2 separate regions of the Mus musculus genome follow, and region 2 is linked to region 1. A link is a loop called in an ENCODE intact Hi-C map of the cell type or tissue named here. Cell type or tissue: gastrocnemius. All regions are shown on one strand. Links, peaks and the distances in the headings refer to the core of each region. The heading gives the core; the rest is flanking DNA. Region 1 holds the start of Fbxl12 (F-box and leucine-rich repeat protein 12). Region 2 holds the start of Zfp560 (zinc finger protein 560).

The links. A loop is a pair of places that touch in the nucleus more often than their neighbours do. Peaks named below come from ENCODE experiments on the same cell type or tissue, not always from the same donor. Only the 100,000 strongest peaks of a DNase experiment are listed, where the experiment ranks them.
Region 2: it touches region 1 in a loop (2.9-fold over the local background); 3 of 42 quality-filtered maps call a loop at or near these places.

The regions. Positions count from the first base shown.
Region 1 is chr9:20,635,966-20,648,389 of GRCm38, forward strand. It overlaps Fbxl12 (F-box and leucine-rich repeat protein 12), which reads right to left and starts at 6,841. Exons shown (of 3, transcript NM_013911.3): 1 at 6,239-6,841; 2 at 6,059-6,131; 3 at 1,784-3,233. The coding sequence starts at 6,324. The coding sequence ends at 2,412. It overlaps Ubl5 (ubiquitin-like 5), which reads left to right and starts at 7,371. Exons shown (of 5, transcript NM_025401.4): 1 at 7,371-8,928; 2 at 9,228-9,294; 3 at 9,441-9,524; 4 at 9,657-9,694; 5 at 10,651-10,827. The coding sequence starts at 9,239. The coding sequence ends at 10,694. In gastrocnemius, for the core only: no CTCF peak of the experiment used is centred there; DNase peaks (open chromatin) are centred at 2,873, 6,735, 7,283, 8,896 and 1 more place; H3K4me3 peaks cover 5,046 bases; H3K27ac peaks cover 3,972 bases.
Region 2 is chr9:20,380,172-20,392,595 of GRCm38, forward strand. It overlaps Zfp560 (zinc finger protein 560), which reads right to left and starts at 4,987. Exons shown (of 7, transcript NM_001004190.3): 1 at 4,846-4,987. In gastrocnemius, for the core only: a CTCF peak has its summit at 5,071; a DNase peak (open chromatin) is centred at 4,988; H3K4me3 peaks cover 1,902 bases; H3K27ac peaks cover 1,295 bases.

The sequences.
Region 1 (12,424 bases), core at 2,140-10,139:
GGGCCAAGCCTCACCTGGCTTTCTCTGAAGGTGCTAGGGGCTTGAACCATGACCTAATGCTTGTGTAAGTGTTCTTCCACACTGACCTAGGTCCCAGCCCCTCCCAGAAGTATCTTTGATTGGGGGTGGGGGTGGGAGTGGGGGTGGGGGTGGGGGTCTAATCTCATTCATGAGGGCCTTGCCCTTTTGCCTTATCCCTCCCAACACTTACATCTAATGTAATTACCTCTGGGTTTAGAGCTTCAACAGATAATGTGTCCCCTAAAGTCCCAGGTGGTAGAAATAAAGAATACCATGTCCCATGTGACTTGGTCACCTGAGTGGCTCTGAAGTCCCTCTGAAGGCTCACAAGAAGGCTCTGTATTCTAAGACAAGAAACATCCCTGCTGATGGGTCAACTTGGAATAAAGAACTGAGCATTTCCAGCTCAGCAATCCGCACCCCCTGGGGGGGTCCACCCACAGCAGGTGGAGAGACCACAGCTGTGCATTGCCCCCAGCTCAGATCAAAGAGATACACTCAGTCACACCTGCATGGCCAACTGTTCCCATTCAAAACAGGAAGAGGCACCAGCTCACACTGAGCGCCACAGCCAGGCCCTGCCCCCCCCTCTCTAACCCAACGGGCTCCATCTTTCTCCTTTGTTCACTTATACAGTTTCTGGAAACCCTCAATTCATTCCTCAGTCTTTTTGGTTTTACATTTGTGTGTGTGTGTGTGTGTGTGTGTGTGTGTGAGCACATGTGCACGCGTGTGCCTCCTAGTGCACAAAAATGCATCCATCCATGCATGCCAAACACACGACTGGAGGTCAGAGAACAATTTTCTGGTGTTGGTTCTCTGTTCACCATGGAGATGAAGCTCAGATCAGCCTTGGCAGAAAGCACTGTCACCCACCAGCCCTTCATTGCTTTTGAGTGCCAAGGACAGAACCTTAAGCACTCAAGGGAAGGGTTTTGCCACTGATCCACACGCTGGGACCCATCTCAGAGGCTTGGCCTTTCCTGTCATCCCTAATTGTCCTCACATTTTGTCTCTTCACCTCTCAGACTGAGGAGGCCCACCCTACCAAGTGTCAAAACCCTGGCTCACCACCTAAGAGGCTCTGAAATGATCCTAAGGACATGTTTTTGTTTTGGAAACGGGGTCTCACTCTACTGGAGTCCAGGCTGACTACAAACTTGAGACTCCTTAGCCTCCCAGATATTGACCAAGTCTGTGCCATGTTTGGCTCAAAAATGTGATTACTACCTACCGCTTTAGTCCCATGCCATCTATACTTGAAGCTGCAGGGTCCTCCCTTTGTTCACTGTGCAGCCCACTACCCAGAAAGGTGCCTGGGAGGGGCTGGATGTGGATCAGGGGGTAGAGCATTCGCTTGGTGTGCCCAAAGCCCCGGGTTCCATTCTTAGCATCCCCTAAGTAATGAGTAACAGTGCACACCTCAGACTCTAGCACTTGGGAGGTAGAGGTGGGAAGATTAGGCGGTGAAAGTAATCCTCAGCTACCAATATATTTCATGATCATTACAATGACCTCCTGTCTCAAAAATAATAAATAGCTTGGCAAGCTGGCTCAATGGGTACAGGCACGTGTCACCAAGGCTGACCACTTCAGTTTGGTCCCCAGGACCCACAGGATAGGAAAGAACTGACTCCCACAGTTGTCCCCCAGCCTTCACACATGGGCTTTTGTAGCACACATAGACAAACCCAAAATGAATAAATGTAATACAAAAGATAAGTAGATAAATAATAAAAACTGTCCGTGAATAACAGGTTCTGGCAAGGAACAACTCTTGTTAAATAAGTGCAACACACTTTGAAAAACATTATTTTTCTTTAATAGTAAAATATATGCTGTAGAAAACTTGAAAAAGACAGGATACAAAATACAGTAAATATGACTGAGAACCTTCTAGAAAACTAGGACAATCCAACAGCATGCTCCCTTGCCCCTGCCCTCTATGCCTCTCAACCATGTATGTAGAAAACCAGGCCAACCTCGGAGCCCTGAACTCCACACACCTCCACTTGAAAATGAGCCCTCTCTAAGGTCTCTGGGGTGGCTCAGCAGCACAGCAGTGCTTCTCTACCAGACCTAAGGCCATGGGTTTGAGTCCCAGGTACTGGAAAAGAAAGAGGGGAAGGGGTGTTAAAGATTTTAAAATGAATCATGAGGTAGCTATGATGCCTATTCCTAAATGTGTGAACGGGGTCTTCCAGAGGCTTGATGACAAGTCTGAGGTGACCCAGATTACAGATAACCCCAGCTCAGGAAGCCCCAAGGTCCTAGCTTCCTTTCCTTGACACCTCCAGTTCCCTCACGCCTGATGAATTTACATGCTTCAGTTTGCTTATAAGGTCACTCTCCAAGCTAGGCTAGGTTCCAGAGATGGATGGGTGATGCCCTCACATCCACCAATCCATGGATTCTTTGGGACAAGCCCTAACAATAACTATGCAGTGGGGCAGGCCCTTGCACAGGATTTTCTCTGCTTCCTGACCCTCCCAGCCCAGCCCTTGCACCTCAAGCACTCTGAGCTTCGGCATGGTGAGGCAGGAGGACACAATCTGAGTGGGTGTGGGCATGTCTGGGGTGATAAGGGGACCCTGGAAGCACAAACTCTCCAGGACAGGCATTCCCTCCAGGAAGACCAGGCCCTGGGCTGAGAGGCCCCCAACGGTCAGCCGAATCTTGCGCACATCTCGAAGGTGGCGGCTGATGGCCAGCAGCGTGCTGTCAGCTGACAGGGTGCAGCCCAGCACCTCAAGCCTTTGCAGGTAGCTGAGCTCCTGCAGGCTGGCATCTAGCCCGGTCTCAGTGACCCGGTAGGTGCCGCCCAGCACCAGCGAGCGCAGGGCTCGGAATCGGGTAAGGCCCTGCAGATGCTCATCGCGAAAGGCCGGCACTCGGTCCAGCACGATGCATTCCAGCAGAGGCAGCACCGTGGGGTCCTGCTCTTTCTGCAACCAGATCATGGAGATTTCGCAGCTGTGCAGCTCCAGGGTCCTCAGTGTGCTAGGAAGGCTGGTGATAGGCACCATGCTCAGGTCAGCCACGTGCAGGCACAGGCGCTTCAGATTGGGGCATTTCTGACCCAGGGCCCTCATCAAGGCGGGGGACAGCTGTGGGGCCTGAGAGCCAGAAAACAGGTAGCCGCCCATGCGCAACGAGTAGAGCCGGGACGCCATGTACCGGCGCAGGAGGTGCCACATGACTTTCGGCCGCATCTGTAAGAGCCAGAGATTGGGGTGACTGAGAGAGAGCTACGGGGGCTCCCAGATGATCCATCTAGCTGGTGACAGACACGCCTGGGACCTGGGTTCTGGTGTCTCCCTGGGACTCTGCTCCTCTCTGAGCTTCATTTCCTAGAGCTAAACAGTTTCTTTTGCTGGGTATCAAGACTCATGCCTTAATCTCAGCCAGCACACAGGGAGGCTGAGGCAGGAGGATCCAGAGTTCTGGCCAGCCTGTCTAGTCAACTGGAAAGCTCCAAGTACAGTGGAAGACCCTGTCTCAAAAACAAACACAAGCAGTCGGAATTGTGGAGCACACCTTTGGGTTGGGTGGGGAACAGGACAGAAACATGAGGATCTCTCTTTAAATCCCAGAGTCTGGTCTACAAAGCAAATTTAGGCTATATAATGAGATCCTGTTTCAAACAAAAGAAAACAAATAATTTATAAGTACATACATGGGTACAAACCTGTGGAGTGTGTGCGATAGAGAGGCAGATGGGGGAGGGGTGACGAAGATACCCTGCACTGACGTGTGGCCTCTACATGCTCTTGTACACATATGCATCTGCACTCATGCATACTCATTCATGCACTTTAGGTGCATGCACACAAAAATAACTATGCAAGCAACAGTAGAGTGCATCTCATTGTATGTACATTTTACACAAAAGCAAGGAAAGAAAAGCTGGGTAGAACAAGTAATTCCTTGCTTATGTTGAGATGGAATCTAGGACCTCACTATATTAAGGACATGCTGTGAACTCAGCTGTACCTCAGTTCATAGCATACCCTTACTTTTGATGACACCAGGGAATCATGGGAGCCAGGATAACATTCTAACACAGAGTCACAGTTCTGGGCCTTTTCTGGATTTGTATTTCAAGGTAGAGCCTAGCTAAATTGCCCAGGCTGGACTTGAAGTTATGATCTTCCACCCTCAACCTCTGTAGTAACAAGCCTGTACTAGACCCAGTCTCATGGTACAAAAATTTTTGACCACTTTTTGACAGAGAAAATAAATCTCTTTTAAACATATTCTGTATAGTTGCTAGAGAAATGGCTAGCTCTTTTGAAAAGTGTCTTAATTTATGACTTTCTCTATTCTATTACTTTCGCTGGATGGAGTTAGTACAAACACTCCATTAGTCCCAGCACTTGAAGGCGGACACAGGCAGAACTCTTGAGTTCAAGGCCAGCCTGGTCTACAGATTGAGCTCCAGGACAGCCAGGGCTACACAGAGAAACCCTGTCTCAATAATAATAGTAAGAAGAAGAAGAAGAAGAAGAAGAAGGAGGAGGAGGAGGAGGAGGAGGAGGAGGAGGAGGAGGAAGAGGAGGAGGAGGAGGAGGAGGAGGAAGAGGAGGAGGAGGAGGAAGAGGAGAAGAAGTAGTAGTAGTAGTAAAATTTTTTCATGGAACTGTTACATTTAAACAGTAGTAGTAGTAGTAGTGGTAGTAGTAAAATTTTTTCATGGAACTGTTACATTTAAACACATATTTGAGAAAGCCTAACTGTATTCTCTGTACATGGTCACTCATATCTGGCTCCAGAGTAAATTCGTCTCCATTCTGAGGTAACAGTTATATTTTTGTATTGACAGATGCTGTCTCAAAACACCAAAAAACAGAGGTTGGGGGTGTGGCTGTATTAATGAAGCACTTGCCTGGCAAACGCAAACGTGGATTTTGTTCTCAGCACCACATCAACTATGTGATAGCACATACCTGTGATCCCAGCACTCAAGAGGAAAAGACCAAAAGGAGCAGAACCTTCTGCCATCCTTGGCTACACAGCCAGCTAGAAGCTAATTTTGGGATACATGAGACCCACCTCAAAACCAAAACAACAAAACTAGAAAACTGAAAAGCTATAAGCTTGCATTTATTAAATGCTGGAGACACACACTGGCCATACTGGCTAAGTTCTACAATACATCAGACATGAAACATGAAGGTACTTTTTTTTGTTTTTCCAGACAGGGTTTCTCTGTGTAGCCCTGGCTGTCCTGGAACTCACTCTGTAGACCAGGCTGGCCTCGAACTCAGAAATCTGCCTGCCTCTGCCTCCCAAGGGATGGGATTAAAGGCCTGCGCCACCACTGCCTGGCCTACAAGCATTATTTTTAATCCCCATATCTTAGATGAGAAACTGAGGTCTGAGCATTGAAGGGGAGGTAAAGGCTGGCACTAGGACAGGCAGAAAAATTCCAAGCACGAACTCACTTAAATACCAAACCAGCAGAGTATGGTGGTGCATACCCTTAGTCCCAGCACTGGAGAAGCAGAATTCCAGGTCAGCCAGGGCTACAGAGAAATTTTTCCTCGAGAAAACAAACAAACAAACAAACAAACAAAACCCAAACACTTCCTGGGCCTTCTCCTACAGCTGTAACTTCAGCACTCAGGAGGTTGTTGCAGGGGGTGGTTAGTTGGAAACCAGTACGTGACTCAGAGGTGTTCCTTCCTAGCATTCAAGAAACCTAAATTGCATTCCCAGTAGCACAGGAACCACACATGGGGCCCACGCTGCTAATCCCAATATTTAGAAGGTCGAGGTAGGTATCAAGCTCAGCCTCGGCTTCATAGGAAGCTGAAGTCAGCCTGGCCTAGAGGCCCTGTCTCAAAACAACCCCCTCAGCCCCCCAAGAAGCAACACCAACGAAAATCCAGAAAAATAAAAGCCTCAAGAAACTATCAAAAATAAATAAATAAAACAAACAGCAAACAAACACTAGAAAGCAAAATAAAGCAACCCCCACCCCCATGTCCCAGGGCAGGGGGTGGCTCTCCCCGCACCGCTCCCGGGTCCCGCATACCGTGTAGAGCGTCAGGTCGACGTGTCGCCATAGCCACCGGTCATCCACTAGCCTCTTCCAGCGGTGACAGACCCTGGAGGAGTGGACCGGCCGTTAGAACGACCCCGGCCCGCTAGGACCGGATCCGCATCTCCTGCCGAGCCCATGCCCGGCTCTTTCCCCCGAGGAGCGGGGCGGCACCTGGAGATGCGGATCCGGTCCCGGACAGGGAGGTAAGAGAAGATCTCCAAGAGCACCAAGTCTGGGAGGTCAAACAGAGTCGCCATGGTCCAGCTGTCGCACGCTTCCGTTTCCGGTGGCGGCGAGGCCGCGTTCCCTGGACAGCGCTGGGGTGGTCGGACTGGCCAAACCGGCGCGACTTTCAGAGGCCCGCCGAGAATCCCTACTTTTCTAGGAAAGTGCCCGAGGCCCCGGGACTGGACAGGCGCGGGCTGACGACCGTTTAGAGGTCAAGACTAGAGACTGACTAGGCCTGACTGGCTTGGCTAGCGGATGGAACTGGAAATAGGAAAACCTGGATGTGGCTTGGGAGAGGAGGGGGCACGAGGCGTGGCCAGGGCCAAGAGGAAGACGAACAGCAAACCCAGAAGGCTGGAGGTGACGAGTGCCTCGGGGGCGTGGCCATAAGGTGGAGCTAAGTATAAGCAGCAAACCCAAAAGGGGTCCGCAGACAACCCAGAAGGCGTGACTCTAGGAAAACCTGGATGTGGCTTGGTGGAGGAGGGGGCACGAGGCGTGGCCAGGGCCAAGAGGAAGGCTAACAGCAAATCCAGAAGGCTGAAGGTGAAGAATGCCTCGGGGGCGTGGCCATGAGGTGGAGCTAAGTATAAGCAGCAAACCCAAATGGGGTCAGCAGACAACCCAGAAGGCGTGACTCTGGCGAGGAGGGGGCTCAGGGCGTAGTCATAGCCGGGAGACGTGGCGAGCAGAGGCAGGTAGACCCCACGCAAGCTGGGATGAAGAAAGCAACACGCCTAGAAAGCGTGGCTCCGACGGGCGGGGAGTGGTCCTGAGGCGTGGCCAAGGGGCCCAGGGGCCAGGAGGCCCGGGGGCCCGGGGGCCCGGGGGCCTGGAGGCCAGTCAGAGGAAAAGCAGCAAACTCCCAAAGTGGGACTCTGGGAGAGAGGATAAAAGACAGAGACGAAGGGCAGCAGGCGTTGCAAACAAGGCCAAAGTACTAGCATTTGAAAAAGCGCCGCCGAGTGGAAGGGTGTGGCCAGCGGCAGAGGAGCTGATTGGAGGCCGTCCACAACAATGGGAAGGCGTGGCTTCAGTAGGAAGAGACAAGGGGCGCGTCTAGAGCTAAGCGACTAGTGGCGTGCGGAGGTTTGGCTTGTGCTGGAAAAGGCTTAGGGTTACTGCCAAGGCAGAGATCAGCCTGCGACCAGACCGTATGTATACCCAGGAGGCATGACTTGAGCAGGGAAAAGTTAACAGAGCAACAAACCCAGAAACCATGACTTGTGTGGGAAGGGGCTCAAGGACTAGGGATCCTAATTGCGCCTGAAGACTAAACTTGTAAAACCTAGCTTAGGCGGAACAAGGTCCGATATAGGGGATGGAATCAAGTTTGGAATGGCTGGGCGACAAAGGGACAGGCTGGGAGACTTATGACTGGAAGAATGGATAAGAGCAGCGACGGGGGCCCTAAAAGCATCGCTGGAGACAGAAACAAGAGCTAAACCAGGAACTGGGTGTGCAGCTCAGTGGGAGAGCCTTTGGCTGGTAAGCATGCTTAGCAGGCCCTAGGTTCGACCTCCAACACTAAAACAAATACCAAAACAAAACAAGAAAAACAAACCCCACCACTTTTCTTGTATGTATGCCAAGAGACTTAAAGCCTGAGAAGTTTTTTTTCGAGACGGAAACGAATCCGGTAAAGCCTGAGAAGTCTTTTCAGGACGGAAACGAGGCATTGGGGAGACTGGAACATATCTAAGCACTAAAGACACAGAACAGGACTTCATTCGAAACTGAAAGGTGTGACTGGGATGGGAGTGAGGGGCCAGCAGGACGGCCAAGCCAGGGAGGCGTGGCCACAGCCGCAATAGAAAGCAAGAATAATGCCTTTTGCTGCCTACGCATAAGGATTAAATTTTGTATAAGTCGTATTAGGTAAGCACAAGGCGCTGGGTAAGACTTTTCTTTTTCTTGAGTCAATATATGCTTACCTTGCTAAGAATCCTGTCTGCTAAGAAGAAATCGCTCAATAGAGGCAAAACTGGTTGAATTTAAGAAGGGATTCCTCTCCCACCAGCTCTCGCGATTCTTTAATCTGGAACAAGATTAAAGAATCAAAGCAAAAGCTCTTTCCCCGTATGCTATTTCCAACATCTTCGCAGGCAGGACACGGACACGCGGAGTGGTACGCAACATGCATGGCCTCTCAACCAGGATCCGACTTAGTTTTCATCAACTGCAGCCTGCACCCCTGGAGTCTCTGAAACGGTCACTACGACCAGGGGCGGGGAAGCAAGCACAGGGTTTGAGGCTGAGCTTTGAATGAAAGCAGAAAGCCACAGGCCCTGCATGACTCCATTTCGGCACACCTGCAGCCGGGATTCCGCGGTAGGAGGATTGTCTGGCTTGGGAGTAGTCGAGCACCCCGCCGCTGAGATCCTTTAGGTTTCTTCCATGATGAAGGAATCTCCAACACCAGTTCCAACGTCCGCTGTAAATCCATTCTTAGCAAGTCCCAGCTCATCCACACTGCGCAACAGAATCGCAAATCCTAGCCCGGAACCCGGAAGCACCTAAGGGCCGGTGGTTCCGTTATATCACTTCCGCTTCCTGTTTGCAGGCTTAACTCCGGCCGGGGTTCCTCGCTCGAGCTACGAGTTGTGTCGTCGATAGGTTCGAGGATATTGGAGGTGAGAAGGCTAAAATGAGAGGCCCGAGATCACGGGAAGCTGCCAAGACTTGGGAACCTAGGGGTTGCGGGAGGCAAAGCCGGGTGAGTCTGGGGCCCGGACTGCCGCAGTTAAGGGGCGGAGTCGCGACTGTCTGTAGTCCGGGCAATTGAAACTGTAGACTGGGGCTGCAGGGGATTGCATCTGGTGTTAGGGGAACTGTGACCAGAGAGCTCAACCTAGGAAGGGGCTTTAGGAACCTGGGCGACCCCGAAAGGCCTGACTCTGTTGCTTTTCATCCCTCCCTCCACCTGGTGTAGCTCCAGCCACAATGATTGAGGTGGTTTGCAACGACCGTCTCGGAAAGAAAGTCCGCGTTAAGTGCAAGTATCCACCGAGGGGTGACTGGCAGTGGCTCTGGGGCAGATGGTGGTGTTGGATGGTTTCAGTTAAATGACGCTTATGGGGAGGCCTGATTACGTCTTCCTCGGTCTACCTCTTCCTTTCATTTACCTTAACTCCTTCGTGCCCAGCACCGATGACACCATCGGCGACTTGAAGAAACTGATAGCTGCTCAAACTGGCACCCGCTGGAACAAGATCGTTCTTAAAAAGTGGTAAGTAAGTGCAGTATTAGGCTAGAAGGTTTCGGTTGGGGTGAGCACCTCAGGCAACCCCGAAGAGTACGCAGCTTGTTTTCAGAACAAAAGACACCCCACCCCTTATCAGCTTCTCTCTGAATCCCTTAGGTACACGATTTTTAAGGACCACGTGTCTCTGGGAGATTGTATCCTTTTCCTGAAGTTCATGAAAGAAGCCATGTATTTATTTATTTATTTATTTATTTATTTATTTATTGGTTTTTCGAGACAGGCTTTCTCTGTATAGCCCTGGCTGTCCTGGAACTCACTTTGTAGACCAGGCTGGCCTAGAACTCAGAAATCTGCCTGCCTCTGCCTCCCAAGTGCTGGGATTAAAGGCGTGCGCCACCACGCCCGGCAAGAAGCCATGTATTTATCTCGAGTTCTGGTTCTATACTGAAACCTGTACAGAAATTAAGCAAGAGGAATATTTAACTTAGAATGTACCCTGTTGTGACTACTGAGAAAATGGAAACTGTGGAATTATTTTGTTGGTGAACAGGGTGGTTGGTGAAATAGTTTAACTTGGCTTGGAAGGATTTTGATATTCAAGTTCAAAATATTAATTACTTAACGCCAACCTGACTGTTGGACAGAAGGTGAAGGTGGCATATGACTGTAGTTGAGGACAATATATATATATTTTTTTAATTTGAGGAGGGAGGGTCTGGATCTTTTGTCTGCAGTTATGTGTGCACCACATGCATGCCTGCTGCTGACAGAGACCAGGAGAAAGCTTCCAATTCCCTGGAGCCACCACGTGAGTCCTGGGACATAAAGCCAGGTCTCTGGAAGAACAGTCCCAAGTACTCTTCACCTGCTGAGCTATCGCCAACCTGAGGATGAGCATTTAAGAAAATGTATTGTTGTGTGTGTGTGTGTGTGTGTGTGTGTGTGATGGGGTGGAGGGCACTTGAGGACAAACAAACAACTTTGCCTTTTCGGCAGTCTTAAGCTCCACTGAATATTATTTATAGTTTGAGTTCTTAGATCAGAGCGTCCATTCCTTTATCCAGGGTGGATGTTGAGCTACAGGATCCAGCTGTGAGCAGATGGAAGGTAGTCATCTCTCCGTCAAAGTTCCTTAACACGTGTCCTTCAGATGAAATCCACGATGGGATGAACCTGGAGCTTTATTACCAGTAGAGGGGGATTCCTTCTCCTCCTCGCCCTGCTCTGCCCTGCCCTCCTCTCCCATCCTCATCTGACACTGGTGTAGATGGTCATTTTTAACAGTTCACATGAATAAAAACTTGGCTGCTGCTTTGCTGCTGTCATACTTGTGTGAGAGTTGTGTGTGAGGGCAGAGCTGCTGTCTAGTAGTTAGGGGGTACTGCTACTTGAGGGGAAGATTGACTGGAAGCTGGGCCTGGTTGGTGATGCACACCTGGCATCTCAACACTTGGAAAATTTTTTGTCTTGAAAGTCCTGTGTAGACCAGGTTATGAACTGGCTGTGTACCACAATGACCGTGACTCCTGCCTCCACTACAAGTGCTGAGATTGAAAAGGTCTCAGTTTTGCTTTTAAGGAATTGCCAGGAGCTGTGGATGCCTCATGGATTTCATCTACCCTCCATAGTATGGCCCAAGTTTGGAAATGGAAAGGAAGGCTGTCTGTTACGTGTAGCCCTAGACAAATACTAGAGGATGGGTAATTTGTGAAGAATGGTTTGGTTTTGGTTTTGGTTTTTTGAGACAGGGTTTCTCTATGTAGCCCTGGCTGTCCTGGAACTCACTTTGTAGACCAGGCTGTCCTGGAACTCAGAAATCCGTCTGCCTCTGCCTCCCGAGTGCTGGGATTAAAGGCGTGCACCACCACGCCCGGCGAAGAATGTTTTTTTGTTTTAGTGGAGAGATGGGCAGACTGCTTGCCCTACAAGCAGGAGGACCTGAGTTTGCTCCCTGAACCCACGTGAAAATGCTGGATGTGCAGGTGTACGCTTAACCTCACCACTGGACAGCTCTCTGGCCTCACTCGCTATAGTTATTCTGGCTTGTTTGAAAAGTAGTGAAGTACTAAAATTACTTTTACTGGCTATTTTGTTACAGCAGTCAGAAATGTAACACAATGGGTGACATAGTGAGATCCAAACAGGATTTATTAGAGCCCCTTCCAGGTTTTGGTCCAACTGTTCCAACAATGGCTGTCTCTCAGTGGCAAGTCCAAGATTCAGTCCATAGGCTGGATACCAAAGTCTCTCATCTAATCTAGGAATTGTGTGAAGAAACCATCTCCTAGGCAATTCTCAGCCATTGCAAGATATTCCTGGATTCTTGAACTAAGGTCATGCAAAGGCTCTGAAATTCCCATGGGAAGAACAACCCCATAAATTTCAGATAACAATCACTGAATATTAACAAAAGATTACTTCAAGGCCTTAGTGTCAATCACTCCAAAATAAATGCCAGGTATAATGGCTCTTCTAAAATTCCCATTTCAAAAAACCTCAGGTTTAGGGTGGTCTTCCTACCTTAAATGATTCGGAGGAGAAACCATCCCTTGCAGGTGTGCTCAGCTTGCTTGGCTTTTAGTTAATTCTAGATGTAGTCAACTTGACAACCAAGAACAGCCATTACACCCATGTATAAAAATAAGTACATATTTACATATATACTACTTAGATTTAAATTTTTCCTTATGTGCATGTGTTTATGGGGAGGGGCAGACATCCGTGTACCACAGTGCACATGTGAAAGTTAAGGGACAACTTAACAGGAGCCAGTTCTCCCCTGCTACTTTGAAGGTCCTAAGGTTGGAACTCGGGCCATCAGGCTTGGCAGCAACACTCTTACCCAAGGAACTACCTCATTGGCTCTGTAAGTACTGTTGGCACGGTACTCTTGTGGGTTTTTCTTTCCAAGGCTGAGCTCAAAC
Region 2 (12,424 bases), core at 1,771-9,770, 260 kb before region 1:
AAGTTATCAAAAAAGATAAGGAAGGATACTTCATACTCATCAAAGGAAAATCTACCAAGAAGAACTCTCAATTCTGAATATCTATGCTCCAAATGCAAGGACACCCTCATTCATAAAAGAAACTTTACTATCAGTCTGGTAGTTCCTCAGAAATTTGGACATAGTACTACCTAAGGACCCACTCCTAGGCATATACCCAGAAGATGCTTCAACATGTTCCAATATGTTCATAGAAGCCATATTTATAATAGCCAGGTGTAGCAGAATTTTCCACCCAATTAATTTAAACATTAATACAACAAGAAGCCTGTGATTGGGCAGTGGAAAAGGAAGGCGGCCAGAGATTTTTAGAGATGGGAAAGAGAGGACAAAAGAGAAGGAGGAAAATGGAGGAAGAGAATGACAATCCAGATTCCATGTGGCTTTAAATAGCCACAGGTAGCTATGAATATCATAAAAGAATAGAATAATTGGGATAACTTGTCTAATCTAAATATGCAGTTTGTATCATTATCAATTGGCTCTAAAATTATTACGTGGGCATCTTGTGAATTGAAAATTTATTGACATATAAAAGTGACTGATAATTATAAGCTTCTAGAGTTTTGATTTACTGGGTTAAGGGGATTTGTGACGACTAGCTGCAGGTGGAGGATGGCTAGGGAGGTACAAGGGACTCTGAGACAGGCAAACTGGAGCTGGGAAGACCACCGTCTGGGGCTAGCCATGGAGGCAGCAAGATGAAGATAGGGGGTTAGGGGAAGAATAGGGGTATAGCGTGGGGTGGGGCCATTTTTAATATTTCCTGTAACAGGCAGAAGCTGGAAACAACCCAGATGTCCCTCAATGGAGGAATGAATACAGAAAATTTGGTATATTGACACAATGGAATACTTCTCAGCTATTAAAAACAATTACTTCAAGAAATTCGCAGGCAAATGGATGGATCTAGAAGATATCATCCTGAGTGAGGTAACTCAATCACAAAAGAACAAACATGGTATGTACTCACTGATAAGTGTATATTAGGCAAAGAGCGTGGAAAACCCACAATATAACTCACAGACCACATGAAGCTCAAGAGAAAGGAAGACCAAAGAGTGGATGCTTTAGTCCTACTTAGAAGGGAGAACAAAAAGATCAAGGTAGAGGGTGGGAAGGACTTGGGAAGAAGAGAGGAGGGGGGGTAAAAAGAGGGGAAGAATCAGGTATGGGAAGAGATGGAAGAGACATACAGAGGGTCAGGAAATTAAATAAAGGTGTGTAGCAATGGGGGATGGGGAACTGGGGGTAGCAACCAGAAAGCCCCAGCTGCCAGGAAAATAAGAGCCACCCAGGACCCCTCAGAGATGACATTAGCTGAAATACCCAACAAAGGAGAGGGAGAACCCGTCAAGACCATATCCAGAGGTTAGGCACACACACACCCCTTGAGGGATGGGGCCACCCACCCATCTCAAAATTTTTAACCCAGAATTGCTCCTGTCTAAAGGAAATACTGGGACAAAGAGTGGAGTAGAGACTGAATAAAAGGCCATCCAGAGACTGTGCCACATGGTGATCCATCCCACATGCAGACACCAAACCCAGACACTATTGTGGATGCCAAGAAGTACTGACATGAGCCTGATACAGCTGTCTCCTGAGAGGCTCTACCAGATCTTGACCAATACAGATGCGGATGCTCACAGCTAACCATCAACTGAGCACAGGAAACTCAAATGGAGGAGTTAGGGGAAGGACTGAAGGAGTTGAAGGGGCCTTATCTGGCATCAATGGGAGGAGAGGCCCTTGGTTCTGTGAAGGCTTAATGCCCCAATGTAGAGGAATGCTAGGGTGGTGAGGAATAAGTTGGGGGAGGGAGCACTCTCATAGAAGCAAGGTAAGGGGAGATGGGAAAGGGGGTTTTCCCCAGAGGGGAAACCAGGAAAGGGGATAACATTTGAAATGTAAGTAAATATCCAATTTTTTAAAAACGAATAAAAAGAAGAAACATTTAAAAAGAAACTTTAAAAGGAAAGTAGTTACTAATGACTGCTGTCTGCTGTACCAGGAAACTCCAAGAGCTGTGTGCAGCTACCCATGAAGAACAGGCTGGGTAAAAACTATAAGGAAATATGCCTTTACTTTGTGTTTAGTTTCTGTTTTAAGGAAGCGTGGACTTGGACTAATTATTCAGGATTCATAAAAATTATGTAAATTTAAGTATTTTTTTTTAAAGTTAACAATGGTCAAAGCTTTGATGATGTAGCTTCAGTATATAAAAGACTGGGTTCAGGCTCTCTGTCAAGAGAAGGCAAAAGAATAAAAAGGAAGAAGGAAAAAGAATGAGAAGAATGAAGCATGAATATATGTGATGCTCATACATACATGTAGGCAAAACACTCATATGCAAAAATAAAAACAAATAAAATCCTTACAAATAAAGACAAAAAAGATTTCTAATGTTCCTAACACAAAAGAAACATGTTTGAGGCTGCAGACAAGCCAACTATCCTCATCTGGTCATTACACTTGTACAAATGCTGCTCAAATAGTGCATCATACACAAAAATATGCAATCCCTAAGTATCAAGAAAAATAGTAAATAAAATCAGTTAGTAAATATTATAAATAAATAGCAATGGCATGTATCTCCAGGTACCAACAATTCTTTCTTCTTGGTATTTAACAAGACAAGTTCTTAAATGGCCTATATAAGCCCCCACTCTACACAGACACCATCAACCTAAAGGGAGTTGAAATATACACAAACTGAGAGCAACAGTGTTCTCAATTTCAAGTTCTTCATTTAAATCCTCAAATGGTACTTTTATATGCCAGGTCATATACATCGCCACTTGATTCAGATTAAGGGGACAGGGATGTATCTTTATGATTTAGCTCTTGCTAAAACATATCAGTTAAAAATGCATGAGTTCAGTCAATCTTGCTTTTAGATTAAAGCTATGCCTGGGGAATCCCACTAAATTGAAACATCTCAAGCTAATGAATAAATACAGAAGAAAACAATACACAGGCTTTACTTGAACTTTATCCTTGCTTAGATTTCTCACAGTCATAGTGTTTACTGTAGAAAAGCATTCCATTTTGGCCTTAAACCTTCTAATATAGGAGACAGTAAAATAAAATCAAAGATATTCCTACTTGTTGGCTTGATAAAATGGTCGCATAGATCCCTAGTTAAAACAACTAAGAGAGACAATACACAAAAATAGGGAGCTTAGGGTTAAATTTTATATTAAAAACAATTCTAGGAGGGTGATTATCTATCTCTATTGTTTCTCCATCTGTGGCCAACTTTGCTTGCTGAAATCCAAATATTAAAGGGCATCTATTAACATCTTACTATAACCTTGATTTGCTGGTACCACCACCTAGCCCCCTAGAAGCAATACTCGTGAAATTACTGATTCCATACATTCGACATCTGGTAATTACTGAACTCCAATAAATTCTGTAGTGTCTACTTCAATAGCTTCTCAGCAGAGTTTGCTTCCACCTCCAAAGTGAAATAGTACTCATTTTCCAGGTGACCTAACAGAACTGTCATCAAGCACTATCATTGCAAGCAAGAGCGCTGCGGCGAGACCCAACTTCTTCAGGAACACGAGTGTAACATTACACTGGCGAGTTAATAATCTAAAGTAAAGGGCATCAGAGGGGCTGAGAAACTCCTGACTCAGCATACTGACTAGAAAGCCAACACTGAAGAGAACATGATCTGCAGTCAGGAGCCAGGGAAAACCTTACAAAAACACTCAACATATGATAAAGCAACTACTGGCATGTCTCCGTCCTAAGACTACAAAGAACAAACATACAGATGAAATTTCCAGTCTCTTTTCTGCCCTCTCAAACCCCAAGCCCCTCGACACACACTCTCCACCTTCCCAGGAAAGGACAACCTCCTTCTGCTGAGGTCTCCTCTCTCTTTCATTATCATACTGCCTCTGTCAATCCTAACAAACAAGAACAATGATCTCCAAAGAGACTCAGGTGACACACTGAAAAAGGCAGTCCCAACACTCGCTAATACTTTAGGAAGAGGGAGAGATGACTATTTCCCACTCCCTTCAGCATCACTAACTCCAACATCTAGTATTTTTGGATTAAATCGCCATTTTTTTCTTTATTTTACCTATTACCATACAAAGACAGGAAAAATATAGCCCTCAACTTTGAGTCTTCATCAATTTGCAGTCTCATATTTATTTCCTTTATTAAATATTAAGCTTCTCCAATTGCTACAAGCTGCCCAAGAATATAGGCTGAATTTTGTCGCTTTGCCATAACCAACTATCCACATATACAAGAAATGACCAAATAAAACACCCATAAATAAATAAATAAAAACACTAATAAGTCATGTAACCACTTCCACAATGGAACATGTTATTTTGGGGAAACACATATTTTTCTGGTCATTGTCATTATTTGGTTCAGGATCAACTTTTATTTCCTTTAAGGCCAGAGCTATTTTTTTTTTCCATCAACACAACTCACCCAAACATTTTTTGCAGAAATAAATCAACCCGAATACTTCAATAGTCTCCACCCATTCCTCCTACAGGTCCTTGTTTTGAATCCTGTAGGTAGGGCCTAAGAAATTCCGCTACAATGAGTGAATACTGGTTTAAGGTTTTGTTTGTTGTTTTTTGTTTTTCCAGTACACACGCGTTTACAAGCACACCGACAACTAAAGAGATGGCTTTCTACCCAAATGTAACTAAGTGTTGGAAACAAATAAGGGACGTGCGAAGAGGATGCCGTATTTCTGACGACACACGCGTTTGTAAATACAAGGTGGCAAAGCCCTCTCAACAGCTTTCACCTCGCACTCACCTGAACTCGCCAATTCCTGAAAATAAAGACAGAGAACCAAGCGCGCAGCGGAGGTTCCGGCCGCGCTGGCCCGCACAGCCCGAGGAAGTGCAGCCGCCGAGGGGCGGACCCCGCCTCTGAGGAACAAAGGAGCTTCACACCCTAGAGCTCGCGCCGGAAGAGTCGGAAGGTAACACCGCCAACGGCACTTCCGCTCCCGGCCTGGGGCTGCAGGACCAGTTCCGACCACTGCGCGGGCTGTTTGGAAGACGTTCAGAGCAAGAATTTATTTAGTGTCGCCAGCGTCTCATACAAGTTGACGACCACAGAGATGGAAAAAGAACTCTGCAACCAAGGGCTGGAGCGTAAGAGACTGCGGAGGGCGGCTGATGTCACTGCTGTTTTCTTCGACTTAAGTGTCCTCCGGCTTCGGGCGCTTCAGTTTACCCTGAGTTTACGCCCCTTCAGGCAGGGCAGTTACCGATTCCTGCCCCAAGAGTGGCTTTACCCCAACTCGATTTAGAGACTGCTGGCCTGACAACCAGACCAACGACTGGAGTTGTGCCCGTGTGGACACAGGACAGACCTGTCAAAGCGCACACGTCACCCAGTGTTGCTCCTGTTAGGTTTGTGAGCCTTAATGCACCCACTTAAGTATCCAGGTACTTGTGTCTCTAGTCACAGAATTAGACGAGAAACACGCCTTTCGAAGTAAAGACAGTTTATTACGAAAAGGAAAGTAGGGTGGATGAGATGGCTCACAGAGTAAAGAAGCTTGCCTCCAAGCCTGATGATAACCTCAGTTCAAGACCCGATGAGCGAGCCGAACTTCCACAAGTTGTCCTCAGGCCGGCACACGTGCACCTGCACTCTTAACCACATTATACAAAATAATAACTAAAAGAAAATTGGGACCAGGCATAGTGACCCACACTTTTTTTATTAGATATTTACTTTATTTACATTTCAAATGTCCCCTTTCTTGCTTTCCCCTCCGAAAACCCCCTATCCTTTCTCCCCTCCCCCTGCTCACCAACCCACCCACACCTGCTTCCTGGCCCTGGCATTCCCTAAACTGGGGCATAGAACCTTCACAGGACAAAGGGCCTCTCCTCCTATTGCTGACCAACTAGGCCATCCTCTGCTACATATGCAGCTGGAGCCATGAGTTCCACCATGGGTACTCTTTGGTTGGTGGTTTAGTCCCTGGGAGCTCTGGGGGTACTGGTTAGTTCATATTGTTATTCCTCCTATAGGGCTGGAAACCCCTTCATCTCCTTGGGTCCTTTCTCTAGCTCCTTCATTGGGGACCGGACTCTTTTGAGACCCACACTTTTTTAAATTCAGAGTTTGCAAGAGTCGGAAACAGTGTGAGTTGAGTCCAGTCAAGTCTACATAAATAGTTTCAAACTAGTCAGGAATATAGGGTCACACACAAGAGAAAGAAAGGAAGGAAAGGGCTTAAAGGGGGTGAGGAGCACTCTTGAGAATGGGAGTGGTCTAGAGAGCAAAGAGCCTAGAAAATGAAATCTGTTCCTTATGACCCTTATCATGACATTTATATAGTACCTGCCACTCCTAAGTATGTGAGGGCTTCTTTTGAGCATGCTTCATATATGTTGTACATGTTATATAAAAAGACTTCCATGAGGAAGTCTTTTTCTGCCAACTGGCTTTTATATGTTTAATATTACTGTAACTCTTACAGTCTCTCCTGTCACTACATTCTTCTAGTGACTGTATGTTCCTAGATCTTTACTAAAGCAGAATAGAAAGATGAAAATTTGGGGGGACATGAGTAGGAAAAGCCTGAAAAAGTAGGTTTATCTTCTTGTTCCTGCTAATAGACTCAGAATAAACTGTAGACTCTGGGGAAGGGGAGTGTCTTACTACTTTGGCTTTGCTAAATGTTGTTGTTTGTTAATTTTTCTTTCTAAATGTTTGTACCCATATATTGATGCTCCTCTCAACCCTGGCCTTTCACTCACCACCCCCAGTGGGCAGTGGGTAATGCAGAGACTTATAATAGATCAAAGTGCTAAGAATAAGCGACTCTTCAGTTCTCGGCCTTAAATAGGAAATCAGTATCCTTCTTTCCAAGGCCCATGAAACATCGAGGAAACAAGGGTTAAATGAATATAAACTGGAGGATGGAAAGGAGTATTGTGAACACTGTGTTCTAGACATGACCAAAACACCCATGAGCTCCTAAGAGCAATGGCTGGGCACATCAACTGGAAAGACACAGGATGTCCTACAGGAAAAGTTCTTTAAGTCACAGGTTATTTACTAAGAGGTGAAATATTCTGTCCTGCAGGGAAGTTCCTTAAGCTCAGGAAGTAAACAACTCAGGGGCATCAGGAAGTTCCTGAAATAGATCAGATTCACTAGGTCCCTTCTTTTCCAAGTGTGTATTAGCAGTAAGGACTACTAAGAGATAATCTCAAGCTGGGCTGCCTAGAAGAGGCTCATGCCAGGTGAGCAGCCTGGAAGAAACAGAGATTAACCATGCTGCCTAGAAGAGACTTATGATACCCTACCTAGAAGGGACATTCTTTAGCCTGTTACTCAGCCTGCAGGCTGTGCAGTATGCCCCAGGTTCCCAGCATTTGTGAGCCATCATCCATGTTGGGGTGGGCTTTGGTGGGATAGCTATCTTGGAGTTATTTCCACTCCTATAAGTAACACTTCACCAATGTTCTTGTAAATGACCCAAATAAAACTCATTTGTTCACAAATTTGTACTTTGGTGGTATTTATGATTTGGTATGTCATCACTTCCCTGTCAGGTATAAATAGATGTTCATGTCTCTTCAGGAACAGGGTCACACAACTCATGAGACCCACACCTCGCCCTGAAGAGCCATAAACTATAGCTTGTTAAACATTGCAGGAGGTCACAAAAGAACACACTCGGTGTGTACTCACTGATAAGTGGATATTAGGAAGAAAGCTTGGAATACCCACAATATAACTCGAAGACCATATGAAGCTCAAGAAGAAAAACCAAAGTGTGGATGCTTCAGTCCTACTTAGAAGGGGGAACAAAATAGTAATGGGAGATAGAGGATGGGAGGGACTTGGGAGGAAGAAAGGAGGGGGAGGGGAAAGGGGCCAGAATCAGGTGTGGGAGGAGACTGGGGAGATGTACAGAGGATCAGAAAATTGAACAGAGGTTCAGTGGGGGTTGGGGAATTGGGGCTAGCCACCAGAAAGTCCCAGAAGCCAGGAAAGCAAAAAGCTATAAGGACCCAACGAGGATGACATCGGAAATATCAAAGAGGAGAGATAACCTGTAGAGACCATATCCAGAGGTTAGGCATAATTACTAGATGAGAGCAGGGACCATCCACCCATCTCAAAATTTTTTTAACCCAGAATTGTCTAAAGGAAAAAAAGGGACAAAGAGTGGAGCAGAAACTGAAGGAAAGGCCATCCAGAAACTGCTTCACCTGGGGATGCAGCCACCAAACCCAGACACTATTGCTGATGCCAAGGAATGCTTGTTTACAGGAGCCTGATATAGCTGTCTCCTGAGAGACTCTGCCAGAGCCTGACCAATACAGATGTGTATGCTTACCACCAACCATCGGACTAATCATGGGGATCCCAACGGAGGAGTTAGGAGAAGGACTGAAGGAGCTGAAGGGGTTTGCAACCCCATAGGAAAAACAAGATCAACCAACCAGTACCCCCAGACTAAACTACCAACCAAAGAGTAGACATGGAGGGACCCATGGCTCCAGCTGTGAAAGACCCCCATTTCGGGGAGACCCTCGCTCAAGTCCCGGGATGAGCCAACGCCCCAATAACTTGAGAGAAACTGTTCTTGATGCACTATCACATGAGGTTTATTCAGGAATCAGCATGCTGAGGCCAAGCTCGTAACCCACACGGGGCAGAGGAGATCGACCCCCAGCAGTTGCAGTCGAGGGTTTTTAAAGAATAAACCGCAATACGAGGGGAGGAGAGAGAGCACAAAGAATGGGGAAGCTGAGTAAACATCATAAGAATCGGGATGATGAATTACAGCTCATCTCTCACGGAAAGGTTACAGGCTATCTTTGGCAAATATTCTTGGTCCCTTACACTATGGGTCAGGCACCTGAATGGGTCACCCAGTGGTCAACATTCTCTCAGGATGAAGGCAAAAGAACAAAGAACTCCATGCTGGGCTTCGTTTCTAGGGGTCTAAGAGACACATTGAGTTGGGGTCTTACAGCTGCACACATAGCAGAGGATGGCTTTATCTGGCATCAATGGGAGGAGAGACTCTTGGTCCTGTGAAGACCAATTCCCCTATGCTGCAGCATAGGGGAATGCTAGGGTGGTGAGGCAGGAGTGGGTGGGTGGGTTGGGGAGCACCCTCATAGAGCATGGAGGATGGAATGAGGGTTTCTGAAGGGGAAACCAGGAAGGGGGATATCATTTGAAATGTAAATAAATAAAATAACCAATAAAAAAAGAAAAGACTTTGCTGAAAAAGAGAGAGTCATATGTTTTATTGATGTAATCACTAGTAAATTGCCCTTTCTCTCTCAAGTAAATAAGCATATGTGAAAGTGTTTTCTGGCACAAGGGTATCTTAGCAATCAGGAGCCAAGGAATACCAGAAAGTCACACCATAAAACTGATAGGCATTTTCCACCAACAAAATGAGCTGACTCGAGCCATATTAAAGTGTAAAGGCAGGTCTGTTGGGGATAGCTCTCAGGCAAGTTCACCAACCACACAAGAGGGGGTCAAGGAAGGAGACAAAGGAGAAGGGGAAGAGAAAGAGGGAAAGCTTGCATACAGAAAAAGAAGAAAGATAACCAAATATCTGGATTATATAATGAATAGCTGCTGGGTGAGAGGAAGCCTAGCACCTTGTTTGGAAAAGTTCAACATAGAGGGCAGTGAACAACAACCATTCCTGTAACAGGATTGAGGGAGGCTGGGAGAACCTGGAGGCCAGGTCCACATTGATATGTTAAACATGCACCTCAGCTGATTCTTCCAGGTCTGAAACCCAACAGCAATAAGCCTCACACAAGAGGATTTATTGGAGAGAAATCCAGAATGGTGGCTGCCTCTGGCTGGGAACAGAGAGAGCAGCCATCTAGGCTGAGAGGAAGGTTTTTTGGGTTTTTTGGGGTTTTTTCCCAATTTTTTATTAGATATTTTCTTCATTTACATTTCAAATGCTATCCCAAAAGTCCCCCATACCCTCCCCCACCCCCCCACCCCCGCTCCCCTACCCACCCACTCCCACTGAGAGGAAGTTTTTATAGGGTCTTTAGAGCATGTACATTGAGCTAGTGGAAAAGTACTGCATTGTTGGTTAACACTGAGTCATAGGGATGGGGATTTCCAAGTTCAGGGACAGACCAGTCCTGGTGATTTTTCATTAGCCTGTGACCCTACATTTCTCCCTTTTTTTGTTTACTATTGATAACTAGGGGTCTGGGGAAAGGACAGTGTTATCATTAGACTACTTCCTGTTGTGTGGGGGTGTCAAAGTCTTTGGAGCAAGCTTTATCTTCACCATAAGGACATAATCTGGTTGTAGGCCTCTGATTCCATAGGTAGGTTGAGTTTGCTATTAAGGTCATAGTCTACGATGACCGAACAGCTCTCTGAGGACTCCTTTTCCCAGCAGGAAAGCTTTCTCTTCTCTGCCTGACCTTATATAGGGAGCCAGATCCTCACATCCTCTACCTACGGAATGTCACATAGTCCTAGGTGGAATCAGAGGTTCAATTCCCTTTCTCCTGATAAGAACCTGTCCAGGAAGCACCTGAAATGCCTTTCCATACAAATGAGGCATTTCCAGTACCTTAAGCCTCAACCAATGTAAATTCACCTGAAAAATTCCTTCCCACTCTCCAAGATTTATATAGCCCTTATTCACTCTGAATAAAATATATATACAAGCTATTTAACCAAATATTATCTAAGAGAGCTGTTTCACTGAATACTGTCTAAAAGAGCTGTAACACTGAAATCCTCTGATAATGATCCCCCCCCCCCTCCACCGCCAAGTCACCCCACTCAGCAATCCCAGCCTGACCAAGATCCGACTGACCCACCAGCTCTGGGCTCTCTGTCTTCTCCCACCTGGTGTACAGCAGCACCTGGACACCTCAAGGGAGGAAGCAGAACATGGAACCACAGACAGGAGACTGATAATACTGTAATAACAACTAATTAAAGGTCTAATTAGAAATATTTTTGAATTGGTTGTTGAAGAAATTTAGACAAGAAGATTATAAGACTGGAAGAAAATTATTAGGATTAGAAAAAGAAGAAGAGAACTTAAGAAAGGCAATATCCCATTCCATATCTAGGTATCAGTGATCTACTGGCCAAAGGCATTGAGTTGTTCCTTATGTTTTTGGAAAGCTGTCTGGAGTTGTTGGATTTTGTCTTTTACTATACCTGATTGAAGGAGAAACAACATTCCTCCTTGAGAAAGAGGCAAAGACCACTTTTCTCTGTAGATCTAACCCTCACTAATTTCCTCTAATGGTTTTTAAGTGATTTGCATAGAAACAAGAATTGTCCTTAAAACCACATAATAGCCTTCTTATCTTACATCAAGCAGGTAAAGTACCCTATCATATTGTAGAATTATTTCAGCTAATGAATCTACCTGTTGATAAATTTGAGTCTTCTGAGTCCTGCATGGCCATGCACAAAGAATGGCATGACATAGTTCCCACCCCTGGAAGAGAACCAGCAGAGCATGAGTCTCCATGAGTGTTGATGGTTGCTGTGGAAATAAAGCTTGTTTGTACAATAATGTACATATTTTCATGCTCCTCCTTTGGGGAATGCTCTCCCAGGTAACATTAATGGCTCCATGATGATTAGAAGCAGTGCAACTCTGGTGGTGTGTCTATATCTCAGCAAAATGGTAAATGCTGAGACCTTCAGGCCAACCCATAAGGCTGTGAGAAAGAACTCTGAAAACATGAGTTCAGAAATATATAATTTCTCACCTGCAAAATATAAGGATAAAATATGAAATATATGAGGGGCTTCACAGATCTAAAGAAGAGGCAGCTGTACCATGAGCCAACTTGTCATAAAAATACTAAGTAAATAAAAAGATTGAGGGAATGGTAATCTCAGGATGGGATCCTACCCAGCTAGCTTATTGTCTGAGCTTACAAAGGCAGGTGGATATCTGAACTCATTTGCAACATTTAAAACAATGTGCTTGCTGTCTCTAATAATCAGAAGTCTCACTCATGTCATGGGATGCTGATTCATGGGATAATCATAAGGGAACCTGGGGTGGGTGATTGAATTAATATGTAAATAAAAGACTGGGCTTTTGGTCTGTGAGATATGAGCTATCCAGAGAGATTTTAGAATTCCAAGAGAGAACTGTCTTGAGAGAGCTGTCTGGAAAGCTGTCTTGAACAGAACACAGGCTATAAGTTTGTACCCGTGATTTGACTTTGAGTCATTTCTTTCACAGATCCTAGAGACACCTTCCTCAGGAAACCTCTCTAAACTGAGGTTGGCATGGGGCTATTCAATTTTGACAGATACCTTTCCTGGCATGCCAATAGGCAGTATAAGTAACCATTTTGTCCCCAGTGTCAGGAAG